5 separate regions of the Homo sapiens genome follow, and all the other regions are linked to region 1. The links are chromatin loops, found by intact Hi-C in ENCODE. Cell type or tissue: A673. All regions are shown on one strand. Region 1 holds the start of LOC105374786 (a long non-coding RNA gene). Region 2 has its middle 16 kb from the start of LINC01812. Region 3 overlaps LINC01828 (long intergenic non-protein coding RNA 1828). Region 4 has its middle 80 kb from the start of ETAA1. Region 5 has its middle 28 kb from the start of LINC01799.

Evidence for each region. A loop is a pair of places that touch in the nucleus more often than their neighbours do. Peaks named below come from ENCODE experiments on the same cell type or tissue, not always from the same donor. Only the 100,000 strongest peaks of a DNase experiment are listed, where the experiment ranks them.
Region 2: it touches region 1 in a loop (2.9-fold over the local background); 40 of 110 quality-filtered maps call a loop at or near these places.
Region 3: a loop joins it to region 1, with 10 times the contacts of the local background. A loop is called at or near these places in 8 of 110 quality-filtered maps.
Region 4: it touches region 1 in a loop (5-fold over the local background); 19 of 110 quality-filtered maps call a loop at or near these places.
Region 5: it touches region 1 in a loop (15-fold over the local background); 2 of 110 quality-filtered maps call a loop at or near these places.

Annotation. Positions count from the first base shown.
Region 1 is chr2:67,648,905-67,653,904 of GRCh38, reverse strand. It overlaps LOC105374786 (a long non-coding RNA gene), which reads left to right and starts at 2,875. Exons shown (of 4, transcript XR_001739524.2): 1 at 2,875-2,939. In A673, a CTCF peak has its summit at 2,889; DNase peaks (open chromatin) are centred at 2,914 and 4,184; H3K27ac peaks cover 2,155 bases.
Region 2 is chr2:67,838,713-67,843,712 of GRCh38, reverse strand. No RefSeq gene overlaps it. Among named protein-coding and RNA genes, the nearest start is that of LINC01812, 16 kb to the right of the region's middle. In A673, a CTCF peak has its summit at 3,029 (motif pointing right); a DNase peak (open chromatin) is centred at 3,082.
Region 3 is chr2:67,235,235-67,240,234 of GRCh38, reverse strand. The region is part of intron 1 of LINC01828 (long intergenic non-protein coding RNA 1828); the gene reads right to left. All of the region lies in intron 2 of LOC101927661 (a long non-coding RNA gene), which reads right to left. Among named protein-coding and RNA genes, the nearest start is that of LINC01829, 22 kb to the right of the region's middle. RefSeq lists an enhancer at 3,353-4,794. In A673, a CTCF peak has its summit at 2,761 (motif pointing left); no DNase peak of the experiment used is centred here.
Region 4 is chr2:67,474,819-67,479,818 of GRCh38, reverse strand. No RefSeq gene overlaps it. Among named protein-coding and RNA genes, the nearest start is that of ETAA1, 80 kb to the right of the region's middle. In A673, a CTCF peak has its summit at 2,789 (motif pointing right); a DNase peak (open chromatin) is centred at 2,818.
Region 5 is chr2:66,873,636-66,878,635 of GRCh38, reverse strand. No RefSeq gene overlaps it. Among named protein-coding and RNA genes, the nearest start is that of LINC01799, 28 kb to the left of the region's middle. In A673, a CTCF peak has its summit at 4,020; DNase peaks (open chromatin) are centred at 2,335 and 3,975; H3K27ac peaks cover 4,268 bases.

The DNA.
Region 1 (5,000 bases):
CTCAAAGAATGAGGACAGTCACTTTCTGGACACTGGTGAGACAGTCTCCTGAACCAGTCCTCTGCTCTGAGTGACATGCATCTGCTCCTGGGTCTTCAGCAGGTCTTGGGTTTTCTCACCTCTGCACATTCGCTGACCCAAGTTCGCAATTTATGATCTTCTGCTTCTTTCTATCTCTTCCCATTCCTTCCCCTAAGCCTTCCAGGCCCAGTGAAAACCCCACCTCCTTTGCAAGGTCACCTGACCAGGCCAACCTAACCATAGGGCTTCATCTTTTGAGGTCTCTCCTTTGGCCTTTTGCTGCATCATTTGCTCATTATCTCCTCATGTCCACATGTCCAATCTCCCAACTAGATTTAGATAGGTGATATCAAAAATGTTAAAGCAGCTAATCATCTACTCTAAGCATCTCGGTCTTCTGACTCCTAATCCAGTGCTCTTTTGACTGTGCCATGATGTTCCTTATGAATTTTCCCATGCCCATTAACTTTTGGGGGTGGTAATTTATTCATTTATTGAGTCATGATTAAGCAAATATTTATTGAGTGGCTACTAGATGACAGGCTCTACCCTAGGGACTGGAGATACAGTAGTGAACAAGACAGACCTTGTCCACTTTCTTGAGAAGCATATATTTTAGAGGAGAATGCAGAAAATAAGCAAGTAAACATGCCAGATAATCTTAGAGAATGAGAAGCACTATGTATAAAATTGAAAAGGATAGATGGGGTGATAGGCTAGAGAGAGATGGTAGTGAAATGAGCATGCTACTTTAGCTAGGGTGGGCAGCAGAGGCCTCTCTGAAGATGGCACTTGAGCTGAGGTCTGACTGATGAGTTGGGGGTGATCATAGGGGGATCTGGAGAAAAGCAGTGCATGCAGAGTGAAGAGCAAGTGGCAAGTACCTAGGTCAAAATGAGCCTGATGTATTAGATGAGAAAACTATCAGGGTGGCTGGAGGGCAGTTAGCAAGAGGAAGTGGAACACAGGTGATGAGTAAAAAGTTTGCCAAGGTAGATAGGGCCCAGGATATGCAGGCCAAGTGAAAGGTTTGCAGACCATTCTCAGAGGAAGGGGAAGTCCTGGAGGGTTTCATGTAGGGAAGTGACATTGTATGTTACAAATTTGAAGCAGAGGACTCTAGTTTGTAGCAGGAGATTCCTTTTCTTCTGCCTTTGCTTTTACGGTTTTGTTTTGTTTTGTTTTTTTTTTTAATAAAATTGGGGTATACTATACATAAATGGGATACATCTTAACTATCCAGTTGCATACATTTTTACTTATGTATGTACCCGTGTGGCTGCCACCCAAATTAAGATACATAACAATTCCGGTACACCCCAGAAGGCTCTCATGCCCTGCCCAGTCATTCCTCCACTACTTTCATGATGCCTTCTATCACCACTGATTAGTTTTGCCTATTTCTTAACAAAATGTAAGTGAAAGCTTGTTGTATGTACTCTTCTGTGTTTGGGCAGTATTGTTATGTACTATTCCATCATATGAATATGTCACAATTTATTCATCCTACTAGTGATGGACTTTTGGGTTGTTTTCAATTTCAGGCTATTATGAATAAAGCTGCTATGAACGTCCTTGTACATGCTTTTTGATGGATGTGTGCACTCATTTAGGTTGGCCAGGAGTGGAATTGCTAGGTCTTAGGATTTAGCTATTTAGTAGATACCATGAAGCAGTTTTCCAAAGTGTTGTACCAATTTATACTCTCACTAAAAATGTATGATACTTCTAATTTCTTCTTATCCTTACAAATACTTGGTATTATCAGTCCTTTTAATTTTAGCTATTTTGGTAAGATTGTAGTGGGTGGGAGTCTCATTGTGGATTTTTTTCCCAGGGGAAAGAGGGTTTTTTAAAAAATATATACTATTTGTTTACTATTCCAACCTCCCCAGTATCGATATTGTGGTGTTGATTATGTGGTTTGATTTTAAAAGTTTGGATTTCAGGCTGCCTGGCTTGCATTCCCCATTTCCAACACCACATTATTTTTTTCCTTGCACTACCCCCAAGAGCAGTATAAAACCCAAACATGCCAATATGACATCATCAGTTCATTGTCTTCTAAGAATGTAATATTTCATCTTTTGTAGGGTGACCCTATTCCAGGATAGAAACGAAAATAGAAAACAGGACTTAGAACTTGAAAGGGAAAATTTGGGTCAGCCTCCAGCTTAATGCAGTTGCCATTCTTGAAGCCAAAAGGCCGTCTAGTCAATGCACAAAGAGAGTTGCTGAAGAAGTGGGGACTGTTGGTTTCATTACATGCTCATTATACTACTGTATCAGAGTGGTTAGGATTTTGCCCTAACGATGAAATAAGAGTGTTATGCTTCATTTCCTGTTTTGGAAAACAGAGTCTTTGACTTAAAAAAGGCTAATTGCATATTGTTTTTAAAAATTGGGTTGATTCATCGTATCATAATTAAACTAATTAGAGTACTATTATTTTCCAACAGCTTTAATGAGTTCTTCTGTTTGGCAGGAAAGCTGAGACCAAATAATATTGCCATTTGTGAAAAGATGGAGGAACTCTATTCATTTGCATTTTGGTTAATAAGATTTGTGCATTAATCCAGTTATACTTTGTTCTCTTGAGTTTGGCAAACTTCTAAAATTTTCCAATTTTCTACCATGTCTCTCCTTCCCCACCTCCCATCTCTTCCTTAGAGAATTCCTGGCGTCTGATTTAAAATAGGTGGAAACATTCTGTTTCCAGCCGAGGCTCCCCAGCTTGGTTGGAATGCTGGTCTGGTTGTAATAGAGCCTGCTTTTGGCCAGCAGCTCTTAAAATAGCTCCTCAGCTTATAAAGCAGAAAATAGAAGTTTGGGCAGCCCAGTGTTTGCTTGCAGGGTGCTTCTGGCCGCTTGCTTTGGGGGGCACTGTTGCTCCAGCATGAGAATTCCAGCGGGCTGTGGTGAGTGATGGCTCTCTGTTGCGCAATTTTGTATCTGCACTCCTTGTCAAGTAATCATTACAAATGTTTCGTGGAGGAATGAGCTGGCTCCCAGCAAAGGTCTGCTTCTCTTAGAAGCGAGGGCCTGAGGGGTGGGGATTGGTCTGTCCGTGGTAAAATTTCCCCCTTTGACAGTGTAATTAAGTGCTAATTAACTAAATGAGTGTAAATGTTGAAGGCTGAGATAAATATCTACATTTCCTTAATCTTATTTTCCCCTCTAAAATTTGATAAAGAAAATTTGGATTTAATGGAGGATATATGTCAAAATTGTTTTTAAAGATTGCAAATCTGTTTAGAAGGAACTTGGTTCGGATTTCTACAGGAAAAGTTAACAGCATATAAATATAGAAGAGGTACAATAAAATGTGGATGTGATATTGCAATAATTATGTTAAGGAGGCTTAGTGGAGCTACCTTTTTGAAACATCTGGTTTGTTTCTGTTCTTTCCATATCCTGCAGATGTTGCTGAATCCATAAAATATACTGACAGGAGAATACATTAGCCTGCGAAGTCATTCCAATGAATAAAGCCAAGGGTAGCCTCTTCACTTTCTAAAAAATCTAGTTAGAAAAGAATTCTGCTTTCAGAATTCAGCAGGCAGAGATTAGGCCAATAATTGAGAGGGGCCCAGGGCCTTCTAAAAGTGTCAATAGTGATCTGTTCTTGCCAAAGGGGAAAAGAGGGGCTTTGTGGAGGGGCAGTCAGAGTAATAAATGGGAATCTTTGTAATTCAAGCACTTTCTCATTACCTTCTGTGGTTAGTGATTAAAAGTGGGACTGAAGAAAAGGCAAGGGAAGCCCACTCCTTCCCAGCTTGGTAGCAGAGCGAAAGGATCTTGAGCCCATCTTGAGCCCCGTTACCCTTCCTCTCCTGCTGGCCTCTGGGGCTGGAAAGAAGACCCAGAGCCAGGTAGAGGGCTCACAGACTCACGGGCAAGTGCCTTGGGAAGGGGATGCATAATCGAGATGCCATCTGTGGCATTGAGCTGATGACAGCTGCATGATGCCCTGGCTCTCCTGTGTCAACACCCTCCCCAGGCAGGAAACGACAGCGGTAGGCGCATGTGTGCTGAGCCTTCGGGAGAGCACACACAGGCATCCTAAAGGAGTGGGCATGGAGAGCTGGAGTTTATTAAGTAGGGGTTGGTTGCCTGTGAGATTAACACCCTGAAATAAATGCAAAGTTGAGAAATATTTTGGCTTCCAGCCAACTTGGCAGGAAGATTTAGGAACCTGGAATGGTCAGAAGGACAAAGCCTTAAAGGACCCATGTTAAGTTTAGTTTCTGGCCAGCTGTGATCTCTAAATTTCCCCACCATTTACATCACTCCTTTGTGTTACAGCATCATGTGTTCAGAAGGCCCCTATTAAAATGTGTAACAGATGTTTTTTTCTGGCCACCAGCCTGTCAGACAAGTAGGACATACTCATATAAACCCATTGGTGAAAAACTAGTATTTCTCTGGCTCTGCTCTAAGTTGTTGACCTCCAGTTGCTGACATCCAGTCCTATCTGCGATCTTCCTTCTGGGCCAAAGGGACAGATCTCTGCTGTGTCTCACAAAAGACTGTTTCTTGCTTGTTCTCTTAGGGCTCCTGGCTTCATGTCACTAGGGAGGGGTCTCTGCTGCTTGCTGTCCAAGCCTTCCATTTCATTAACAGTTTTGTGTATGGCTCCACCAGGCACTTAACTCCTGACTGCACCATTTACCCCTGTCCCTGGGTCATAGGAGATCACTTATTGAAGTTCCACAAGAGCTCTCCCTCCTCAAAGATTGAGTTTAGATTCCTCTCAGCTACCTGCCCCCACTCCCCAACACCCCAGGGTTATACCTCCCTTCTCCTTTTCTTTTGCAATGTACTCATTTCTGTTTTGATTCTTCAGCTGTAATTCTCAATGCTCAATTGACAGATTAAACCCAATATGAGCAGTTTTTATTCCCTTTGGGAATGTTTGACACTAATGTAAATGTGTTGCTTAAGAAAGGAGGTTTAGCCTCATTGCCATTGCCATTAAT
Region 2 (5,000 bases), 190 kb before region 1:
TCTCTGAAAAACATTTTTCCCCTTTAAATTATTGACACTCTAAAAAGTAGCTTATTGCAGCTGCTCCAAGTGCTGGACAGTTTGGATGATCTGACACGATGCTTTAATCTAAGACCTTGGGTGACCATATCCATCAATTGACCCAAAGGGCAAAATGAATAGAACGGCTCCTCCTGCAGCTCTGGATAAATATGTGTGGTTAATGGGAGGCAGAGGGTAAAATTTCCAGGGCTCTTTGGTCTTCTTTGACAAAATTAAAACAGAAATCCAAGAAAACCCTGAAAGGCCCCATACCTTCTCACCTGTGTCCTAGGACTTTCCCTCTAAAGGTAGCGTGAATGCTGAAGAGCTGAGGCAAACTAGAATCTCGTCCCTAAAATGGACGCTCTCCAGAGGATGTTTGGAAAACCTGGCTGGACATCATGGGCTATTAGTGGTCTTTTATTTTTCCTTTCTTTTCTTTGCTTCTATTTGTTTATTTGCTTTTAAATCGGAATAGAAAGGGGAACATTGGAAGGTGAGAGTGGAATGTCCTTAGAATCAGAGGAAGGCTTTCCTATTGGGAAACAAAGGGCACAGACTTCATTATTTGGAATAAATTGTAAATCGTGCCCTCTCTTAACCTACTGGGTGGTATTGTCCTACTAAAAGATCTGACTCTGAAAAAACATCCTTTCTCCAATGCCTCTCCCTTGGGAGCTTTGAAGATTCTGGTAACGTGGGGAGGTACTGACATTTTGGAAACTCCAGACAGATCTGTTTCTGCCAATGGAGTGATTGTGTGTGCATGTGTGTGTTTAGATTACAAACGATTGGACTAACTTTATGACTGTGATTGTACAATAAGGAGCAATGGGCAAAGCTATCAAATCATTTTAAATTGGCCTCTCAGTATCTTTTCCCTTTGCTGAGTAGCTGGAGTTTATCAGTGGACTGACATATTTCCTAGCATATTGGACCTCAGGCAGTCACTCTCCGTTTTTTTTCCTGCCAGTGTTTTGTTTTGTTCATTCATTTAATTAAAGTGTACCAAGTGCCCAGAAAATGCCTGGAATTGTGCTGGACATGATGATCGCTACTCAGAGTAGATCTGCGGCTGCTCCGTGGAGCCCCGGCTGACCCAGCCAGCATGAGCCAGGGAACCAAGCAGTCAGCACGTGAAGTACCCAATGCCCAGCCTCAGGCAACATGCAGTCTAGTTAGTGAGATGAAGGGCATGCCTATGAGAGCTCCCTAGACAGTGCGATCTCCATGGGTGCAGCAAAAGGCAAACAAGGACTGCCCGCAGGCAGAACAGATCTTGCTGGAGTGGTCACCCAAATCTTCACTAAAGAGGGGTTTTGGCTACATCTTGAAGGACAGGAAGGGCTGGGGAATGCACAAGTGGATGCTAGAGAAGGGAGAGGAGTCCAGGAAACAGTGTAGCTGTGCTGGGGAGACCTGGGTTGGAGCTTGAAAGCTTGAGAGGATGAGACATTGGTTTTGGACAGAGATTGAAGAGCCTTGGATACTGACGGGAGCCCTCCCTTGATCCGCAACTCTGGAATATTTCCCACCCTTTCATAGGCCCCTTTTGACCCCATCCCTGAAGGTTGCAAACTTGGGCATTGTCTTCTCTCTTCTTCCAGGTGAAGATCTCCTCCCAACCCCCAGCAGACTCTCATTTGTTTTTCTTCTAACTTTGTAGTGAAAAAAGAAAAAAAAAAACAACTTTGGATTAAAAGCTCAGTTAAGAAAGTGCCTGACAACCTGACATGGAATGGTGTGGAACTGGTTGTTTGCCTGTGGTTTAAAGGTGGTTTCCCAGAAAAGCTCTCTCACAGACGGCCTTGCAGAATGCAATGCAGGCATGTACAAGGGGTGTGTGTGTGTCTGTGTCTGTGGAGAGTGAGGGTGGTATGGAGGATAGGACATTTATAAGAATATCTGGCATGTTGGTGGTAAGTTTGCCAAGAAGGTTTATGCTATCTTTGTGCGTGTGTGTGTGTGTGTGTGTGTGTGTTTGTTTGTTTTGAGATGGAGTCTCACTCTGTTGCCCAGGCTGGAGCTCAGTGGCATGATCTTGTCACTCTGCAACCTCCACCTCCAGGGTTCAAGCCATTTTCCTGCTTCAGCCTCCCAAGTAGCTGGGATTTCAGGCGCCTGCCACCACACCGAGCTAATTTTTGTATTTTTAGTAGAGATGGTGTTCCACCATGTTGGCCATGCTAGTCTCAAACTCCTGACTTCAAGTGATCTGCCTGCCTCGGCCTCCCAAAGTGCTGGGATTACTGGTGTGAGCCACCACACCTGGCCCATACTACCTTTCTTGCATGTCGAAATACAAAGATAGCTCGTTTCCAGCCAACCTAAGAGGTTTTCTAGGAGAATATATACATATACACACATAAACCTACACATATACGTACACATACATATACACATACACAACATAAACATATGTATATACACATTTGCATATATATACAAATATATTAAAATATATCCTAGATAAAAGATTTTAAAACAGTCTTCATGAATGTATGTATTTTGGGTTTTAGGACAGATATTTGGTCTTCTTTCAGCATATACATCTGTTAAAGATTTTTCTTCTTGGATAATAGGTTTAGTCTGCAGAGCATTGTCTTTCTTTCCTTTGGATTATTTTGCTCTTCACCCAATGTATTTTTGACCTCGATGGCACCTGCCTTCTCCTTAGGGGTTGCATACTGTATTGTAGAAAGAAGGGGCTTCAGGGAGAGACTAGGGTGAGTAAATGAGACCAATCTGGGTAAATGTCTTCCTAATTTAATCCTCTTATTGGAAAAGAGTGTTATGAATGAGCCCCCAAAGGTGTGCTTTTCACACACACCAGCCCTAGAGGGAAGAATCATGGCTGTAAATGTACCTGTGTAAGCACCAAGTTAAGTGGTATTTTATTTTTGGTCTCTAGACTAAAGGTAGGTAGTGATTCTACCTGAAGGACTGGAGGTATGTGTACGACATCCCAAGCTGTGACAGTTGGGCAGGTTGAGGGAGCATTGTGAAGACTGCAGCCAGGCTGCAGAGGGCAGTGTGAGACCGTGGCGTTGCCAGTCCTGTGGCAGGGCCAGTGCTGTTCTTAATATAGGCCACCTGTGGTGTTTCAAGATAAATTATGTTAGATGGGGAAACTAGTCTATTGGATTTGCAGTAAATGTGTGCCAGTTAGCTTTACCCCAAAGAAAGTCTTTCTAGGATTTTCCTCTCTTCGCCAATTTCAAGACATTAAGTACTAAGACTGGCTGAGTGGCAAGCTTGTACCCTTTTCACTTTTCAAGCACATGAATGTGTTGTGACAATTGAGATGATATTTGGTGCCTTATGATGCACTACAATTTAACTGCCTTGGGTGCTAATGCAGCTCTGGGTAGGGAGAGACACTTCTTTAATAATAATAACAACTTTGGCACCTTTTTTTCTAGAATAGTAGGAACTGTAGCAAGTTTGCTGCAGGAGCTTTTGCTCTAGAGCTGGTTCTGGGTGTTCAGCATCCTGTGAAGGTGGGATTCCAGGAGGGGAGGATGTTGGTGGCTCTCAGAGAGAGTGGCTGGTCTGGTGTAGAGGTTAAGTGCATGCTTTAAATTCAAATGGACCTGGGTTCAACTCTGCCTCTCTAATTTACTAGGTATAATACCTCTTCATTTTCCTCATCTGTAAGATTTGGATAATTATGGGTAAAGGATTTCCTGGAGTTGCTGGGTTAAGTGAGATAATATATGTGGAATGCTTAGCACAGTGACCCATAGTAGGGAGCCTCTAGAATGTGGTATCATTACTGGCATTCAATTCCAAATATTTATGCAACGCCTGTTAGGGGATTTGATAGTGGACAATGTCAACAACCCCTTACCGTCTGGTCTGGTGAGAAAGACATCGAGTACTTACTGCATCAGAGCAGTACTGAGGGAAGCATAGCACAGTGACAAGAAGCAGGGACTCTGGTGCCACAGTGCCTGGGTTTGAATCCAGTCTGTTACTTCTAGCTGTGTGGCCCTTGGAAGGTCACAGACCCTACTGGTATCTACCTTATGGGATCACTGCAAAGGTTAAATGAGTTAATACAAAATCTTAAAATGTTGCCTGGCATGTAGCAAGTGTCAGCATCACATGACTGCTTCTCATCGCAGAGTGCGATGAGCTTTAAAAGGAAGAAGATCAGGATGCAGGGGAAGTGTATGAGAGAAAGATGTAAGTGAAATTCATCTAGCGAAGTTCCACTAAGGAGGGGAATGAGTCACAAAGTAAATTAGGGGGAGAAAAGGGGAGGTGGATTTACATGTGCTCTTATGACATAATCTCCAAGATACATTGTTAAGGATAAAAAGCAATGGGGCAGGCCAGTATGCATAGCATGCCCCCATTTAGGTAAAAATAAATTTATCAACCTATTGTCTATGTATGCATATATGTATGCATGTATGTGTGTATCATCTCTCTCCACCTATCATCTATGTATCTATTATCTATGTATCTATCTAGCACCTATCTATCCATCCATCTATTTAATCATGTACTATTTTAGGCAAGGTTCACTAAGGGATTGCTAATAGTATTGTTTGGGGGCGGGGGGTGATCTGGGGAATTGTAACAGAAAGAAGAAAAAATAAATAAACTGGAAAAATGATCAAGTAAGAAGATAGACACCTTTATGATCTTCAGGCTAAAAGGCAAATAGGAAAACCAGGCCTAGCTTTAGGTTTCTGGTTAGAGAGTCCATGCTGCTGGTTCCTGGTGGGAATGGGCCTACTAGTCTCACTAATTTATTTTATTTTGGTAAATATAGTTATTTTTATAAAAATGCTATATATACTAATATGAATGGGCCTATTATTTTCAAATAAATACTTAAAATATTTCTTCCTATTTATTTCTAACATGGGAAAGATGATGGATATAACCTATATAAGTAAAAGTTATGTGGGGACATTGGTTATTTTTTATTCTTTGAGACAGAGTCTCACTGTGTCACCCAGGCTGGA
Region 3 (5,000 bases), 410 kb after region 1:
AAAACTTTAGCCTCTTTAGGCCAGCACCTAATGACACAGTTGGGAAGAGCAAACCAAATAATTTCGGAAAACAACCTTTGACTACAATTCTGATCCAAGAGGATCAGAAGTGTTATCTATTGAGAGACTGCCATGTCTCAATTTAACAATATTAGGCATTCTCACCTGATTTTTCACTTAAGTCATATAATACACCTGCAAGTAAATGTGATTTCGCCCCTTTCCATACATGAGGAAAACGAACCTGGTGCTTTTTAGGTTAGGTGCTAGAATTTGCACAGGTCTGTCTAATTTTGAAGTACAATCTCTTTTCCTTACTGCCAAAGATGGGGAGAAGAGTGGAGAATAAGAAGTTCGGTTAGAATGGGAAGACTCCTAAGACAAAACTGGCTTCTTAGCATTTGCTTAGGACAAGTGTTAGAATAAATGAACTAAATTAACAATAGCAACAAAACAGGAGAATATTCTGTCTTGGTCTGCTTAGGCTACTATATTAAAATACTAGACATTGGGTGGTTTAAACAATAGACATTTATTTTCTCACAGTTCTTGGGGAGAGAGGACAGAGATCAGGGTGCTAGCATGGCAGGTTTCTGGTGAGGCCTGTCTTCCTGGCTTGCAGACACTAGATCTCTGGTGTCTCTTCTTATAAAGATACTAATCCTATCACATCAGGGCCCCACCCTTATGACCTAATTTAGCTTTAATTACCTTCTTAGGGGCACTATCTGCTAATACGGTCACACTAGGGATTAGGGCTTCAACATATGGATTTTGGAGGGACACAATTCATTCCATAGTTATGCTTCTCTCTAAGTTAATGCTTGTCTATGTCAACCTTATTTTTATATTTTCTATGCTTAACATGGGCCCCATTATAAAACTCAACTTATTTGGGATGGAATAATTAATAAATAAAAACAGTTGGAGGTCCTTCTTTCCAAAAGACTATAAAAATTGATGCTAAAGTATAATAGGGTTGTAAAAAAGAAATTTCAGCAGCTTAATTTCTTAAAAAAAGTCGTAAGAGTTTTCATTAGCTAACTTCCAAGATAGCTAGTTTTAATCTAGAATAAAAGGTTTCTTAAGGTTTCTCAATAGTGACACTATTGACTCCATGCACCAGATAATTCTTTATTGTGAGGGTTACACCGTTCATTATAGGATGTTCAGCAGCATCCCTGGCTTCTGCCCACTAGATGCCTGTAGTACCCCTGTCCCACTCCCACTGCCACCCTGTCTTGGCCTCAATCATAATAATAAAAATTGTTTCCAGACATTGCCAAATGTCCCTGGCAGGAGTAGGGATGTGACAAAGTCATTTGATCTAGATTCCAGTTTGTAGACCACAGAGTATTACGGATCTTAGAGAGGCCTCTAATTCCAAAACAGAGAATCTGCTTCAATCTCATTGGGATGCATGATCCCTTGATTCATCCCTTTTCTCCCTCTTAACTCAGTCTGTGCCTCATGTACACTCACAGATTTCCTACTCTGCCCCCATTCCCTTTTGCCACTTGTCCTTCTGCTGTTTCTGTCTCAGCAGAAGTGTCCATTTTTCTGCTCCTGCTGCCAGGCAGGTAAAGGTTAATTGAGTAAGAAACAACTTTGGCATCTTTTATACACTTCTTGGTTCTGCTACCAAGGTATTCTCTCAAGTCCCAGCTAAGCAGTGGCCAGAAGTTTGCCTCTCAACTTTATAGTGAATTCCTACTCTCAAATCCTATCATCAAACAAAGCTCATCTACAACTTTGCTTCAAAGATCAAGACTTCCTGGTTTGACTGCTGTTAACATCTGTCTTCCATTTACAGACCTTCTATTTCTTTATTTGCTCTGAAGGAAAGTCCATTCTCCTGTTCAAAGCACTCTTGGTCTTCCCTATTATTACCTTTTTCTTGCTTTGGTCCCCTCCCCGTGTGTCCTTGTTTCCCCTTGCATCTTTAGTCTCTCTCATTCTCCTTGTCTTTTCTTCTGTTTCTGAAAACTTGCTTAAGTTTTCTTTACTTTCAATTAAAAAACTAAAAAATCCTCTTCCCTAACCCAGTGGTTCTCAATTAGGAAAGATTTTACGTTCCAGTGGACATTTGGCATCATCTGGAGGCATTTTTGGTTTTCACAACTGAGGGTAGGAGTGTTACTGGCATCTTAAGAGTAGAAACCAGGGGTGCTGCAAAACATTCCATTTAAAATTACAGGTCTTCTTTTCCCCAACCCCAACAAAGACTTATCTGCTCCAGATATCAACAGTTCCTGAGGTTGAGAGTGCTCAACCCTATAATTCCCTGGAGATGCTACATCACCTCTGCTCTTTTACTTTTTAACTCATTGGAAGAATTGTGCACACCTGCAACTGTACTTGCTCACTGCTCAATCACATTCACTTACTCTTTAATCCATTGCAATCTAACTTCCTTCCATAGGTTACCAAACCATCAAATCAAGCAACCTCAGTTCAATCTTTAGCTTCTGAGCCTCTCTGCAGTCTGTGATATTACCTTCCCAGCCTGTAGCTTGGGAAATCATGGAAGGATCAAAGGTTCACGCATCCCAGTGAAGTTGAAGTAAATTGTCTATTTTGGAAATGAGAAGTCTTCCAAGATCCACAATACTTTATAGTCTGGAATCTAGACCCTAGATCAGTGGTTCTTAAATAAATTTGCTCCCCCTCTACCCCTGTCTGGGGACATGTGTCAATGTATAGAGAGAATGTTTAATGTCATGATTCGAGCAGGGGGCACTACTGGCATCTAGTGGGTAGAAGCCAGGGATGCTGCTCAATATTCTTCCATTTTCTTTCTTCTGACTTATCTTTTGGTATGCCTCCTTAGCTCTACCCTGTCTTTATCCTCCTCCAATCTGACAGGTGTTTCCATTAACTCTGTGGTCTCTTTTTACTCCTCCTCTTTGTTTTATCTATGCTGCCGGTTTGTAAACTTGGTGAAAACATTTTAATCATGCTAGATACATGGGATGCTTTTCAGGGTTCCTTGCACAAAGGATAGCTCAAAAAATATTTGTTTGCTTGAATTAGGATTAAACTACGTATATCTATGTAGAAAACAAAACAAAGCAAACTGGCCTCCAATCTCATGAAAATCCGAGAGCAAAATTTGGAGCTTTTATTTATCATGTGGCACATCTTATCTCCATTGTTATGCCATGGTAAAACAGGCCCATGGAAAGTCAGGAGAAATAGGAGTCCAGAATTTGAGTTGAGTTGCTGACACTCTTGGACTTGGGAAAACCTGTATTATTCTTGGGCATATTTCCTCATGCATAAAACAGAGGGGCTAGAGCAGATGAGCTTCAAGGTCATTTCTAATTTCAAAGTTCTATGATCCTAAATAGAAAACTCATAAAGTTGAATCCCTAGTAAATTTTTTTCTAATTCAGCAAGTTTTTCAGTAAAATGATATTCTTAAGTTGACTTAATTAATATCTTTATATTTTGATGGGTCAAACATGCAGTGTTTAAACATGTGTATACATATGAATACATACATATTAAACATTATGTACCTATATAAAATATATGTGTATGTATATATGTATCTATATGTATGTGTGTGTGTAAGCATCATGTAAATCCAGTAAAACCAGGCTTTATTTCTAAATCAAATGTTCCAGTGCAATTCTAAGTGAGTTAAAAGATGTTGATCATAAAAACATGGATTCAGCCTTAACAACTGTGTCACAGATAATGACGATGTAATGAGGGAATTTAAGCAACAATCAGAAATGATGTGGTTTTCTTCCCCCACCAAGCACATGTTAAATTAACCAGTAAGCCTTGAAGCCATGCATACCTGATGATTATTTTATGTTATCTTGTGTTTTAAAAAATGGTTCCAAAGTACTAGATTTACAGCACTGCAGAATCCCACACTGTTGCAATGCTGTCTTCAATTCAGCCACTTCATATTGAAATTTCACACACAATAATTGGCTGACCTTCACAGCTATGGCAGAAACTAATTAAAGCTGTAAGGCTGTGCTAGCATTGCTTTTGTGTGAAATGTGAAGTTTGGTGATAATGAAATATGGGGTGCAGATGTTATTGTCTTAGATAGACCGTGCCCTTGGTTCACACTAATGAAGAACAGCAATTATTAAACAAAAAGTATTTTTTACTCATTAATTATTTTGTGTTGTGAAAGTAGAAGTACAAACACAGCACCACCTCTTCTACCAGCTAATCCCCAAAGTAATTTTATGGACTTTACCAGCTGACTTCTATATCATTAGGTATCCAGTTTTCACTTTCTCCCCCTACTGCTCTTAGACCTTTGGGAGCCTTAAGCAAGGACCTGGATGGGTTCAGAGAGCAAAGGGTAAAGGGCATGCTAAAAATGGTCACCCATAAAGATTTTTAGACAGCTGGAGGATTAAATGAATGAAGCTTTTTGGAAATAACTTCACACACCAAACAGAGATGTTGGTAGAAATATGATGCCATCCACATTGTTGTCGGATGATAGGCAAAGGTCACTGCTGCTCTTGAGGTGCAAGTAGAGAAATGAAGCAGGCCTGAGCTCTGTTTCTTGGTTGTTTGGAGTCTGGGTTTCTATTAATAGGTCAGTGTGACTTGCAGGACTTCCACTGGGTCAAATATAACAAATCACAGATTTGTAACAATTAAAGGAAAACACTAAAAAGGCACATTGTATTGGCAAGTCTTCACTTTCCATGGGCGAATGATCTAGTCTGCTTCTCTTTAGTCCTCTTCTCATTGACTATATTTTAAAATTTAAGTTATTTTTTTTTCCTCATTGACTTTGGGATACTCAATTCTTATTAACTGGCTGAGGTGGGAGAGACATGAATTAAACTTAAATTGTCCAATTTCCCTATTTGGGGAAGGAGAGTGAAATGATTAAGTTTAACTGTTACTTGTGTAATTTTTACTGTCATTCATACCCCGTACCATGAGCATGCAGGTAGCGACTGCATAGGGCACTGTATCAAGGCCTTGTCTAAGAGGTGTCAGCTAGTAAAATG
Region 4 (5,000 bases), 170 kb after region 1:
TTCTTTTCTGGAATCCTCTCAAGACAACAGAGCTAAAAGAGTTAGTGGAAGAGCCCTCTACTCAGACATGATGAGACCACTTGTTAATCAGTTAATCCAAAGTTTGTTCAAGTGGGGAATGATTTAAAATGATATTACACTTAAACATTTATTTTAATGCACGTCCATTTTGCAGCTGTTGATGCAGGGGTGAGGGTCCTTCCTCCTGTCTGGGTCCTCTGGAATTCCACAGCATCTTTCTTATATAAACCATATCCATAATATATTTCTACAATTTCCAGTTTGGAAATTTCTCTGAAAAAAATATGATACTTGCAAAGCACTTTGACTGCCAAAAGAATGTCCACATTGTTTTGCAGCTTTTTCCAATTGTTCACAGTTGTCTGGCCCACCCCATTTCAACAGCCTACTTTTTTTTTTTTTTTTTAACAATCCTACTTTAAACAAAAATCAACTATATTAAGTCTTTCAATGTGCTTGGCTAAATTTTCATAGATTCATGAAAATACATTCATAGCTTCATATTTTATTAAATGACATAATTATAATAAAAAGTACAATGATGGCCAGGTGCAGTGGCTCATGCCTGTAATTCCAGCACTTTGGGAGGCCAAGGCGGGTGGATCACGAGGTCAGGAGTTTGAGACCAGCTTGGCCAATATGGTGATACCCCGTCTCTACTAAAAATACAAAAATTAGCCCATTGTGGTGGTACACACCTGTAGTCCCAGCTACTCGGGAGGCTGAGGCAGAAGAATCACTTGAACCCAGGAGGCAGAGGTTGCAGGGAGCCGAGATCACGCCACTGCACTTCAGCTTGGGCAACAGTGCGAGACTCCATCTCGAAAAAAAAAAAAAAGTACAATGACTTAAGGAGGTTTAGGGACAAACTGTAGATACCATTGGTCCTCAATGAGAAGACACTAGCATTCATCCTGTGGAGGGTTTTATGCAGTGAACAGAGAGCATTTGCTAATCAGGTGGGTCTGATCTGGCAAAGCAGTTAAGTGGGGGCCGTTTAAGAAAGTGTTTGCGGTAGATCTATCAAGTTAAAAATTTTGGAGCCTGTACAATTTCTGATGATTGGCAGAGAAACCCAGGATATAGCTTATCGCCACAAACTCAGTGTGTGACCACAGATAGCAGTGATATTCGAAAGTATCCAAAAACATCAACCAGGCTGGGCACTGTCCAATTAGAACACATGCTGCCCATTAACCACCTGTAAAGATATACTGTGTGTTCTAGTTGAATATCAGCTCTGATGTGGAAAAGCTGACATTCGCGACCTTATTCACTTGCAAATGAAAATACAAGAGCGGTTGGTCAAGCAATACTCTAAGTTCCTTCTAACTCTGACATTCCTTATTGAGCTATGTACACCCCTAATTAATTTCCTTCCATGGGATTAATCATTTTTCTGATTCAATTGTTTGTTCTTTTTCTGGATGGGGGTCATCTCGGAATTGTCGTTGAGACATAGATTCTTGTGGGCAATAACAAGAAGACAAAGCAAGGGAGGCATGACAAGGTATACATTAAATGTAAATGTATAGTGTATATTTTCTATATGCCACGGTATCAAACAGATCTGCTTGCACATACTCATAACCACATACTCACATCCTCCCACCTGATTCTCTAGGGGTCTGTGTTCTGCATGTTTTATTTTGTTTTTTAACCTGGGGATGATGCTAATTTTCATGGCTTGCTTCGTTTACACAGATTGGAGCATGTTTTCCACATACAGCTTCTTGTTTGCCAACAAGCCCAGCTGTTGGGGGGCATAGAAGATCACCCAATTATAGAAAACAGTCTTGAATACCTTTTCATGTTTCCCTCGCCTACCCTGGAGGCTCTTTTCCAACAACTACAATTTTAAGGGCCTTTTTCATTTACAGGAAACATTTACTTCTTTATTACTTTTGTTTGTTTGTTTCCAACTCATCCTAAAAGAGTTTACCATAGCGTAGGTAGGGGACCCTTTTCAGTTCTCCTCTAACAGCCCACAGGGAAAGCAAAACCAGGAGAAACCAAGGCCATGTGACCAGATGAGAGCAGGCTTTTATTTTGAACTCCCTAAAAAGGGAAACAGGACCCAACAGATTTGAACATTTGCTTGGAAAAAAAAAAAGAAAAGAAAAAAATCTCCAAACTACTTTACGGTGTTAGCCCAGGCTCCTGTATGCCAAGTCCCAGCCCATAATAAATTTTATTGCAATGTTATAAACTCCTGAAAAGAGGAACTTGGAATGAAAGTGCTGACACAAGCTGCCAGAGCCAGGCCACTTCATTCTTGTGGACTCTGTCCTGACATCAGCACACGTCTAAGGCAAAACCCCCAAAACTGAAAAAAAATGTTTTGCCCGACGGATTCTTTGATTCTCTCTTAATTTTAGTTAAAAAGAACGGGGGAGGGGACCTCATCAATGAGAAACGAGCACTCTTGCAAACAATACATGACTGCATGTGGATGCTCCTGGCTTATAGCTCAAAGAGTTATTCAGCTGAAGTTAAATTCATTTTGCAAATGAAGCCAACCTTTTTTGAGGGGTGGGGGGGGGGTGATTATTCATTTAAATGACAGCTTTATGTACTATAATTACAGTCATTAATGAAGGCACAATTATTTTATCATACATTACCAAGATCAAAGAAGATTTCTCAAGAATAAGTTGTCAGCATATAGAGTCAATACAGAAATTAGACCAAATATGAACTGTAACATTTTGCTTAAATAATGCCCTAGAGGTTAAAGAAACAATGAGTTAAAGTTGTAGAGGGAGAAAATTTAAAAGACACACTAGAGGTCACTGTTGCTACTTGAGCTGAAGATGTATCCACACACATACACACCCAGGCACACAGGCGCACACACACGTGCGTGTGCTCACACACACACAGGTATGTATATATATAAAATATGCATATTTTAATAGGTTCTGTGCCTATCAGAAAAACTCTAAAAAGATCAGTTACCTTCATTAAATTAAAAAAAAATCCATCATGGTATTTTTTTCTGGTGGTTATGTGGACAGTTGGCTATAAAAAGATGAAATGTAAAAATAAATCTTAATTTTGAGGATTTCTTTCATGACCAAGGACATATCAAATACTTCACCTCTGATGAAAGATTTTGCACCTACTCTGCATTTTGAAAAACACCTTTCATCTATATGTTCATTTGGATTAGAAAGTAAAAGTAATTGAGGAATTATGGTCAGTATGCCTCTTCTTATTAGGGGAAGACGATTCCCTCTTTTAAAAATTTTTCAAATTTTAAGATTGTTAAATAGGGATGATATATTTAGTCCTATCTTTGAAGCTGTAAGGAGAAAGTTGTTTAGGTATGGCAAGTCTGTGAAAAATCTTGGAACAAGTATGGGAATTGTTAGTGTAACATTTCAACTCTACATTCATAAAAGGAAATTATTTTAGGAAAAACGACGGGTGGGCCTTTGTAAATGTAATGAGTTTAACAGGAAGAACTCCCTTATTCGTAGCTCCTGAAGAAGTCTCAGGCTCCGTACTGTGCTCCAAGACTTTTGGTGCACAGTATGTGCATATTGTTGATAGAGAAGGAGCAGATCTATTTCAGAGCCCAAAGGCTGGCTCCTGAGTGGATTAGCAGAAAAACTCAAGGCTGGATGATCTATCCCAAGAATAGCATCTCATTGCCAAGGAAGGAAATCCAGAAGACATATTCATGCTGTTCAGTATTCTTCTTAGAGTATTGGTTTCAGACATGTGTACTGGCAAGTGAAGGATCAACCTGGAGGTGTAAATTTCAAAGCTAGGCTCGCAAACAACGTTTCCAGAAAGATGCCCATTTCATCTCTCTTGTTTTCTATTCTTTGCACGTGATGCATGCCTTTGTTTGATAATGCAAGACCTGTAGCAAAGGACAAATAAGGGGAAAGGGTGAGAAAACTATCTCATTTCTTTGCTGAACCTCTTCTTTGTTCTCCATTGTGTTTTTTGATTTGTCCATGCAAATCACAGTCCTGGGAGTAATTAAAGTTCAGAGAGCTAACTAATAGCTCCTCAGTAACCGGATATTTTCTACGAATTTCATGGGTGTGGGTAAAATGGATTTTAAATATAATTTGAATATTTTAATGGAGAATTACACATTTTTAATAGAATTTGCCAAATATCCTCTGTTAAATTCATGTTAGTGACGGAAGAAGACTATTAGGATGCTCGCAACCTCAATGTGAATCAAAAGTAACTGCTTTGCCCACGAGACAGTGCAGCATGGAAGAGGTAATCTGGATGCTGGACTTTTGGTGCTTCCTCTACTACCCAGCCAAGGTGAACTTGGGCAAGCCCTTGACCTTCGCAAGGCTAATTTCTCACTTGTAAGAAGGAGCTAATAATTTCTGTCTTCTCAGGCAGGATGACATAAATTAATAGGTGTAAAGTGGTTGGTACCAGGCTTGGAATGGGAAAATTTTGGTAAGTGTCATTCATCTTCATTGTCATAACAGAAGTCCCCTGAACTCCTTGACACCTATCAAGAAGGGACAGATGCTGTGTTTACACCCACAAGCAGGTATGAAACAACAGCAACATAAGAAAACAACATTTGAATTCAACAGCTTGTTATTTGGGGGTGAGGAGGACAGGTTTTAATTAACAGTTGTATTTTTGTTTTTCCAAACAGCTTTGTGTTTACCAATTCAAACTTGGACTTCAGAGAAAACAGAGAGCACTCTACTATGATAACACAGAACTAGTACCATAATTTTTTTTGGTTAAGAAAGGTATGTACGTTCTGGAAGTTACCTGGGTAGAATAAAAAACAGAATAAAAGTGGAAAGAACAAAAGAATTTAAAAAATGAATAGAATTTATTTTCAAATAAATGTGCATTTTGTTAACCAAAATAATAAACATTAAATGTGTTTGTGTTTTGTGCCACATAACTATTTTTTAATGTCCTATTATTCACAGCCTAGTTAGAGGACCAGGGGTTCATTGAAGTCAGCATGTTTAAGA
Region 5 (5,000 bases), 780 kb after region 1:
ATTCTAGAGGTTCTTATGCAATAATACATGTAAGAAAAAGGAGCATAAACAATGAAAAATTTGAAAGTGTATACCATGTAATAACTTGCCTATAAGTGTAATAAGGATGGATTACTCTATAAGTGGATGAGTACAATTTCCTAATATTTAGAAAAAATAAATTTCACAGCATACTCCAAGTACATTAGCAGTAAATTAAACTTTATATTAAAAGTAAAGAAGCATAAAGCCACTCAAAATAATAATAGGTCAAAATATATATAATTTCATGGTGATGAAAAATTTTGTAAATTCAAATCCATAGAAAAGAACTTTAAAAAACTAAAATTTAGAACAACTAGAGATCTCTAAAATAATTAAAATTTATCAAATATTCTATATTCCTAATGCATAAAACCTGTTGAAAAGTGTAGACAAAAGACAAATATATAAATACCAAAAAATGAGCAAATGTCATCAGTGAGAAAACTGCCAAAGAACAAAAATAGCTAAGTTTGTTGTCTGCAAATTTAATTAGTTAATTACTGCTTTTACTAGACAAGTAAGATTGATAACATTTGAAATAAAAATGACAAATATTTATATCTAGGGTTTATAGATAAATGAATGCTGCTCATAGAAGAGTAAATTGGAAAAATGATTTTGGAAGATTGTGCAATATCTATTATAAGCTTCAAAGTTTGAATGCCCATTAATACAGCAATTCCACTTCTGGAAATTTATTCTCAAGAAATCATTATTGAGGCTGAGGCAGGAGAATGGCATGAACCTGGGAGGCGGAGCTTGCAGTGAGCCGAGATGGCACCACTGCACTCCAGCCTGGGCGACAGAGCGAGACTCTGTCTCAAAGAAAAAAAGAAATCATTATTGATATCTGTAGGTCTCTATGCAAGTTATATAACAGTTTCTAATATGCAAAATTTGGAAGCCATATATTCAACAATATAGATGGATTAGGAAATATTGTACATCCCATAAAATGGAGAAAAAGTTATAAATATATACTCTAGTAGAAAATATGTTTTACAGAAGGCAATGAAGAGTATGACCCCAATGTTTTTCAAAAAAGACTGTCTAAAATTATGTATATTAAAAAGATAGAGAGGATTGCCAATATAGATATTGATATAAGAAAAGTAAATATTTTTGAATGATAAATTTGTGGTGCAGTTAAATTTCTTTATATTTTACATTTTCTAAGTTGAATACAAGAATAATTATTTTAAAATAAGGAATATGGAAAATTAAATGAGTTTTTTTGTGTGCAGTCAATAACCAGTTAGAAATATTTGAAGAGTCCATACAAATTAGCAAAAAGTTTAAAACGCTATAAAATAAGTTCAAAGAAATGTGCAGAAAATGAAATTTCAAAAAATGAATAGCTATGACATATTGCCAGATTGACTCACTACATTAAAATATCAGTTATATAAAAATGAATGTGTACACATAATGAAAATCCAATCACCCCTGTACATACTTTTGAAACATCACAAAACAATTATAATATTCATCAAAAAGAATAAATTGGAGAGACTAGAAAATACTTTTTAAGTATAATAATTAAGAAAATTTACTTAGCAAAACTTTAAAAGTAATAATATATGTTATACAATTAAATATGGATAAAGAAAAACATATTTCACTATATAAAGAAATAATTTCTTTAAGTAAAAATAAGTTATAAAAATTTAAAGGTCACATTCAAATTGGAAAATTTTTAGTATATATCACAAATATATACACCAAAACATTAATATCTTTAAGATGTAGGGATCTTCTACAAAGCAGTAAAAATACAGCTATTCCATAGAAAATCAACTCAGAATTTGTACCAGTGAGAACTGAAAATGTTTTAAATGAACAAAAATAGGTAATTGGGTATACAAATTGTGATACAGCTGTGTCATGAGATAGATACTTCAATTATAATCATGTTGTAGAAGAAAATATCATGTGAAAATACCGACAATTACTGTTTAGTAAATAAAATAGGCTGCCTAATATCTTGTGCAATTTAACATAATTTTTGAGACTACAGCATATACAACAAAATATTTAAAACATTGCTTTCTCTGAGTAATAGAAATATGAATAATATTTTTGCATTTGTGCTTTTCTATACTGCCTAATTTGTCTACATTAAAGAGAAATACATTTGTTTGCAATCAAAAGTGTATAAACAAATTATATTGATGTGTGCCACAATTTTTAAAGGAAACAATAACCCTTTGTTATTGTTAATGCCCTAATTTCATTTTCTGCACATTTCTGAAGGAAGGAAGGAAGGGAGGGAAGGAGGGATGGAGGAAGGAGGGAAGGAAGGAAGGAAGGAAGGAAGGAAGGAAGGAAAGAAGGAAGGAAGGAAGGGAGGATGGATCAAGCTAAGCACTGAGCATAAGATAGACTAATTTTTATTTTGGAATTTAATGGGTTCCTAATAACAAGAGTCAGAATGACAGTAAGTTTTCAAACTTAATTACTGGTGGTGTCACTCTCTGACAGGAAGGAGGAGAATAAGAAGATAGCTACCCAGAGTTAGATCCTGTAGAAGTACGTCTCCCTGAAATATAAGTAGCAGATACATTTCATTAAGCTGAGTATCATCAGCTGCTGTGAGTCAGTGAGAGTTAACATAAAGCATAGTAGTGTAAAACAATCACTAATGTTTTGAAAACATTTCGCCCTGGATCCAAAATGGGCTATCAGTATAGATACCTGTGCTGGGCTTAATTTTCTGTTGGCACTGAAAAGTAGAAAAATATTCCCTGAAGCTCTGGCAGTGTTTGCAAGGTGGTAAGTATAGAAAATAGGAAATAATTTAATGTGGTTCAAACTGGTACTCCTGAAATGTCTCTAAAAATAAATCCTTTCTGACTCTTCATTATGTGGCACAAATGAGAGGTCCAAAAATTATGGCTTGACACCCACTTTACATTCAAGGTCAGATAGGCAACAATCAGGCGATGATATTTTATTCTTCTGCACATATGAAATTCTGTTTGAACTCATCAAATTGAATTTATAGATGTCCTAAAATTGGTTGTAAGTAGGACAAGTTCTCTACTTGGTTTCTTAATGCAAGTGAATTACAAGCCAGGCATGATTTTATTTGGTATAGAGGAGAGAAGTTAATAATTTTAGCCCCAACCTTGACTATAATACAGGTCTCCATTTTTAAGAACAGCCAATTTAAAGACCTTGGCAGTGATCATTCAGGAAAATTTCTGAATAGGACACATTCACATAAAGCTTTTTTCCCCTCTGCCAGCATCTCTATAACTACTAAGAAACTTGTGAGGAAGAAAACAAAATATTTGAGTATAAACCAAATGAGAGTTTTTATTCACTAAATTTAAATCTGAAGAGCTGTTCTTCTAGCATTGAGGGTTTGCTTGAATCCCACAAAACCCAGCAATAGTTAGAGCTTAAACGGATACTCTGTCCTTAGCTCACCTCCCAGTATCAGACTTCTGTGGGTGTGTGTAAAACTCATCATGTCAAAATGAAATTTAACGTCTTCTTTTTGGTTGAAATCATATTGTATTTTTAGTTAGAGGTTTTCTTCTTAATATTTTAGAGGTGTTAGTTTATATATTCCAAAATATGCCTCCCCTGGGGACAGGAAGGAGGCACTGAACAGGGCAATGCCACAATCTTACAAAAGGAATAAAAGGCCAAAGAAAATGTTTAGTTAATCCTTAATAGCAAAACAATAGAAGAAAGATTTGAAGATACCCCATATAATTAATAGAGTAGAACTAAGCATAACCTGCATGCTTCCAGGAAGATCACAGAATGCACTGTGGAAATAAGCAATACAGTAGTTAATCACTTCAGATAAATCATGCAGAAAGTACTATATGTTCCACATCCAAGATAATGATCAAACCTCTTCAAAATCATCCCATCTGGTAAATCTTTTCCAAAGCTCAAATTGCGCCAGGCCATCCTTAACCATCTTCCACCATAAGGGGCAAAACGCTAATGTGGCTGTAGTCTGACTGCTTCAGCAATTATGGCTACATGCAAATAAACATTATCATCAAAAATAAAATCCTGTGGCACATCTAAAAGACTTAAAAATGTTTGTAAGCTTAAGAATGCAACAGGCCATGGGTGACAAACCACCAGCTGGAATTTTCAGGAGTAGAGGGAGGCAATGTGTTTCAGATTATTCTGAGAGCACACCCAAACTGTGATTTCTTGCAAAAGGAAGGTGATACAAACTCAAATAAGAACCGTGTCATTCAGAAAAGCACTCTCAAGAGCAATAAATGATCTTTTGGAATAATTATAGAAAGAGCAACTGCATTTGAGTCATGTTAAATATTTACATGTTTAAGAAACAGACTTTTCAGGCTACATTATTGGTTAAGCCAACTGCTCAATTTTAAGAGAGATTGTATGTCTCTTTCATAATTCCTGAAATCTGTGCTGATATCCAGTGTTGTCCAAACTCATAGGATTGAGCTGTTATGATTTTAATTAAACTTGCAAAGTGGCATATTAAAAGCAGATCTGACCAAAGATACAATGAAGCAAGAGGGTGAGGCTTAAAACAATATTAACAACTAGTGTTTTGTGGTTCTCTTCAAATACCAAAGGAGGTTGAATTGGAGTGAGGGAATATTGGTTAATAAATTTCCAGAGAAAAAAGAAACCACCTCTATTTTCAATCTTTAAGCACCAGGGAGAAGGAAGAACCTTAGTTAAGTATTGTTTACAATGTTTCTCTAAGTTCAATGCAGTGCAATGAATTTGTTGACACCTCAAGCAAAAAATATTTTATGTATAGAGTACATACTTAGAGCTGGATTTTCAAAAATATGCATAAAAATTTTCAGGAGAAAATGCTGACAGATTCTTAACTTTTCGAAGGCTAGGGAGACACCACCGTCTACTTCAAAATATAGTATGTAAGAATTGTTAAACAAAAGGTTAATAAGTCGATTTTACTTCCTTTTTCCTGGAGCTCTAATTTAAACAAGTTGTACACA